Linked DNA regions of Homo sapiens: region 1 is linked to region 2. Evidence: chromatin loops called from intact Hi-C (ENCODE). Cell type or tissue: heart right ventricle. All regions are shown on one strand.

Region 1 (2,500 bases), 170 kb before region 2:
GCTGGTCTTAAACTCCTGAGCTCAAAGTGATCTGCCCACCTCGGCCTCCCAAAGTTCTGGGATTACAGGTGTGAGCCACCGTGCCTGGCTGGGAGTAAACTTTTGACTGAAGTGGTCACATATACAAAAAAGTGTACAGGGTATAAGTGTGCAGTTGGGTGAATCTTCTTAAAGTAAATGTACCTGTGTAGGCAGCGCTGAGAAGGCCCCCTCAGAGGGTCCTAATTTTTAAAGCTCTCCTAGGGATTCTCCTGTGCTGGCAACCTTTGAACTGGACAACCTGTCAGGCCTTTCCTGGCTGAAACTTGAGTGTGGACATCTTTTCTTAACCTAATGATGTAGTAACTTAGTTCACGTCTGCTGACTCCATTAGAAGTTGAAGTTGTTCATTTAATAAAATTGTCATCTTATGCAAAAATAAGAGATTGTGCTTATTATGCTTTATCATTTTTTATTTCTTAAACTGATACATTATTTTAAAAAACTTCATCTGCTTATAGTAGTTCTAGGGAATATGATTAAATAAACATTAGTTTTCTAACAAAAAGTTCAAATCAGGTGCCATATTCTCATTGGGGAGATGTTCATTTTGATGGTTATATGTTCTAGGTTGGGCTAAGCAAGACATTTAGTTTTTGTTTTGAAATGCTGCAAAAGTAAATGTTTATTTCTGGCTTAATATTTTAAAAGAAAAATGGTAATTATAGGAGTTCTAATTTAGAAAAACCTCTGCAGTAGCATTCATAGAATCATAGTCCTTTTAAAGCTTAAAATGTGTTTGGATTGATTTGTGCTACTGGCATTTAATGATCTAAGGATTCTTTTTTCACTTTGATAGCCAACACTGGAACTGTAGAATATTTTTACAAAACACTGGTGACTTTTTTAGTGTACATGTTAAAATGACAATTATTACTTAATGATTTAATTCAGGAAATGTTTTGTTGCCCGGAGTGAGCTGGACAGAGTGGAGTTATAATAGCTGTCATGTCCTAGGCATTTGCCTGAGCTGAGAACCATCCTAGAGGGACATCAGCTTACCAAGCCCATGGCCATTCGAGGGCCAAGTACTGATACTGTTGCAGCTCATAGAAGGAGAGACCAAGATTGGAAGGAAGTCACCTGGTCACATGAGTGAGAAGTTCCGAGTTGGCATGTGACAGCAGGTCTAAGCTCTTAAGGACTCCACTTTTGTGTCCTGAATGTTCTCCTTCCAGGCAGCCTGTCCACATTTCAGCGTGCATCCTCTCATTGGATTAGCCTTGAGTGTACTGTGTTCATTCCTTTCTCACTACCCTTGTCTTTGTGGTTGCCTCGCTGCCTCAGCTATCCCATCTGTAAACAGCTGATTGCAGTGAGGATAGAATCTAGCTACTCCAAGTGTGAGCTGTGTATCACCTGGGCTGTATTAGAAATGCACACTCAGGTGCTGCCACCGCCCCTCCCCCCCGACCTGCTGAATCAGAACACATGCTTCACCAAGATGGCCTGGTGATTTTTGTGCACACTGCAGTCTGAACAGCATGGATTACAGGTGATTTAGGTCAGGCTCTCAGTACATGGGGGTTCTCACTGTCTCCCCTGTTCTCAGATAACTTCCCTGAGGGAGAAGACCTGGCTGTTCAGTTCTCTGGTGTTTCCCTCGAAGCTAAGTAGTGCTAAGATAGAATGTGCACTAAGTTGATTGATTGGTGTTAGTTTTAGAACACAAATCCACTGGTATTATTGCACTAATGAATTTCCACCTTAATCCTCTTAAGGGACACATCTGTTTGCTACATTACATTAAGATTTTTAAAAGATGAGATCATTAGTAAACTTGGCAAGTGTGTTGTGTCATAGTATCTTAGGACAACACTGTTTTAAGAATGTTGTATGAACAGCTAAGAGTGTCTCCATGTAAGCAGAATCAAATCTGACTCCACTGTAATTAGCTCAGTTGGTTGGAGCCTTGCTATTGAGATCAGGATCATGGGATTGAACCCTTCATGGGTCAGTTGGCTTTGTTTCATGCATGGCCACAGACCATATCGGTAACCTAGCCAGACATCCAGCAGGTGCTGTCATGGCCTCTTGCAACGATCTGGGTTGGAATAGACTGGCATCAATCTTTGGGAAGGAAGGGGCTGCTATGTCATGAACTTATGCTGGAGGCTGCACTGTAGGTCTCCATGTATAGCTTTATTTATCCTCACAACAACTCTAGCAGGCAGGCAGATGAGGAATCCCCAATTAACAGATGGGGAAACTGAGGCACAGGAGGTTAAGCAGGTTGCCTAGGGCTATACTGCGTTTAAGTGAAGGAGCTAAGATTTAAGGTCATCTTTTTTTTTCCTCCAAATCCTATTGTTAACTCTGTCCCATTATTAGAAAATCAGCAAAGCCCATGCTCTCTGTGCAGATGGGGGTGGGGTAGGGTTGACTGCATTGCCTTTGCATGCGGCTGCCTGTCACAGTGCTGTGATTTAAGTGGTTGTGCTCTGGCAAGTCCTCCCAGGGT
Region 2 (2,500 bases):
ATCCCCACAGGGACCCAGGCTGCTGGCTGGTCTCTGATGTGCCTTCCACCTTAATGACTCTGCAGTGCCGAAGCCATAGGGATAAGTGGCTACCTCTCCCCTCGCCTGGGTAATGCTGCCTGGAGGACAAGGCTGTTACGGAAAAATGTGGCACTAAGAATAGCCAGCTAGACGTGGTGATAAGGGCCCAGATGGCCAGGGATGTCAGCTGGGGACAGGGAAGGCGGAGGTGGTGGAGAAAGAAGAGGGTGATAAGATAGGGGCAGCAACACCGGAATGCACAGCTGGGGCTCTGGAGACAGGCCACAGGAGTCTGCCGTGGGCGAGGGAGCTGCCCGGAGCTCCTTCTGGCTGTGCCCTGTGGGTGTGAGCCAGTGGAAGGGAAGGTGAGTGCCAGCCTGAGCAAATCAATCAGGGAATTTCAGGGGCAGTGGGATTTTAGTGATCCTGGCTTTTACCTCCATCCACCCCTAGTACTTTAGAGGGGGAGGAATTTGTGGCTTTGAGATGTGAAGGGGCCACTTGGAGGTTGGTGGCAGAGCTCAGTCCAACCCCAGATCTTCTGCCTTTCCCACAGGTTTCCTTCTGCCACCACCCCAGGCCCTGCTGTGGCTGCCACCTTGTGAGCCTCTGCTCCACACCTGGGAGTGCAAGCCACCTCCAGCTGAGAGCTAGCAAGGGTGCAGGCAATGGTAATCCCACCGACAGACACTGAGAACCTTTGAGGCGGCAGGTCTGGAAAATACAACAGACAAGGCTGAGCCTTCCTGGGGCTCAGGGAAGGAGAGGAGTCGGACAGTTAACAAGTAAACAAGCAAACACTTGTGTCAGTTTCAAATTATGACAAGAGCTAGGAAGGAAACTGAGTAATACAAGTCTTGATTAGGAAGTTTCCCTTGCCATACTTGGGGGTCTTTCCCCTTAGAACTGTGACCACTGTGATGCCTGTTGAGAACAGGGGTGTAATTTTCTGTTTTACATATACCCTCTTCATCCTAAACCCCAGCCCCCATCCTATCACCAGGTATAGAGCTATACACAATAAGCAAATATTGACCCTCTCAGGGCCAGATGATTACTGTTTACTCCTTCTTTATGAAACTTAAGGAGACATATCCCCTATGGTGGATTTGGGTACAAATTAAGGGGCACGTGTAAACCACACTCAGAGATCCTAGGCCAAGTTTGTAGCTTTTATCGCCGAGCTGCCCACTGCAGTGTAGACAGTTGTCCTGCCCGGTGCTCCAACTGGGAGGTGGGGTGGGGGCTGCAGAGCATTTGTTGCTCCCCTGATCCCATGTACAGCAGGCTGGCTGGGCTCTCTTCAAGGTATTCACCATATTATCCTTTGGTAGTGGGAGTTCCAAAGTGGCATGTTTAGGACATGAAAACCCAACTGCTTCATAAGCTCTCAGAAATCAAACCCTTTGACATCAGCTATCACTCGACCAAGAGGCAGCTGATGCTGGCACAAAAATAACTTGGCAGGCATGTCAGGCTCGGCAGGGGGTTGTGAGGCCTCATCACCTTTGGTTGGATCTCAATGTGAAACCAGCTGGTGCTCTGACCAGGATTTAAGGGCGTTCAAAGTTGTTCCGGAGTTGTGGGCGCTAGCAAGCCCTAGGAAAGTTGTTGGAGGGTTAAGGGGGTGGCGGCGGGGTCTGCGGGGGAAGCTCCAGTCCTCTGTGGCTAAGCCAGGATAAGCATTATTATTTCCACAAATCAAGCCACGTTCATGCATAGTTCCCCTTGTGTCCTGATCTATGTAATTATGGAATGCATATGTGTGGGAAGGAGTCTTTGGAAAACCGGTTCCTGTTCTTCATCAAGAGGCTGACCTAGAAGTTTAGGAAATTGGTTCATGGGGAAATTCTGTAGCAGAGAGCTGGCAGGAATTCCAGATGGTAGGAGAGCGGGGTGCCCGAGGCAGGCAGGGGCCATGCCTGGGCTGCCTTGTCCTCTGGAGCAGGTCCTAGGAACGTGGCAGTTAGCATACCCTTGTGAAGTCTGGAGGCCTCCGGGGGGTTTCTCTTCTGTACTGAGCAGACCCCCATCCGGTTTTGCTCACCATTGTCTGCCCAATGCTGAATAGATGCCTATCACACAGAAGATGCTCAATAAATATTAGTGACATGAATGAGTGTCCTATAGTCTCCCTGGCCTCAGTTTCCCCAGATGTAATGTGAAGGAACTGGATTAGCTCAGAGGCAAAGGATTTTACCGTTCACGTCTATGACGGTTGTCTTGTAGTGACAGGAGAGCTTTGTTGAGATGTTTCTGAAGCCAAGATTTGGCATGGAACTGGGGGAGGGAGTGGAATAGGATACACCAGAGTTCTCCCTAATAGGACTTTCTCACGTCCTTGTGCTCACTAAAACCTATATGGTTGTATAATTATACAATATGTGTGTAATTGTATCGTTCTAATAGAGTTTTAGCTGGTATGGAGCTTGATAGTCTTTACAGATACTGGATCCAATCATTGGCTTTGTTTGTTCCC

The links. A loop is a pair of places that touch in the nucleus more often than their neighbours do. Peaks named below come from ENCODE experiments on the same cell type or tissue, not always from the same donor. Only the 100,000 strongest peaks of a DNase experiment are listed, where the experiment ranks them.
Region 1: a loop joins it to region 2, with 3 times the contacts of the local background. A loop is called at or near these places in 17 of 110 quality-filtered maps.

What each region holds. Positions count from the first base shown.
Region 1 is chr18:36,300,952-36,303,451 of GRCh38, forward strand. The region is part of intron 1 of FHOD3 (formin homology 2 domain containing 3); the gene reads left to right. Among named protein-coding and RNA genes, the nearest start is that of FHOD3, 4.5 kb to the left of the region's middle. In heart right ventricle, no CTCF peak of the experiment used is centred here; no DNase peak of the experiment used is centred here; H3K27ac peaks cover 2,273 bases; H3K27me3 peaks cover 338 bases.
Region 2 is chr18:36,468,173-36,470,672 of GRCh38, forward strand. All of the region lies in intron 3 of FHOD3 (formin homology 2 domain containing 3), which reads left to right. Among named protein-coding and RNA genes, the nearest start is that of FHOD3, 170 kb to the left of the region's middle. RefSeq lists an enhancer at 2,495-2,500. In heart right ventricle, no CTCF peak of the experiment used is centred here; DNase peaks (open chromatin) are centred at 108 and 1,479; H3K27ac peaks cover 2,500 bases.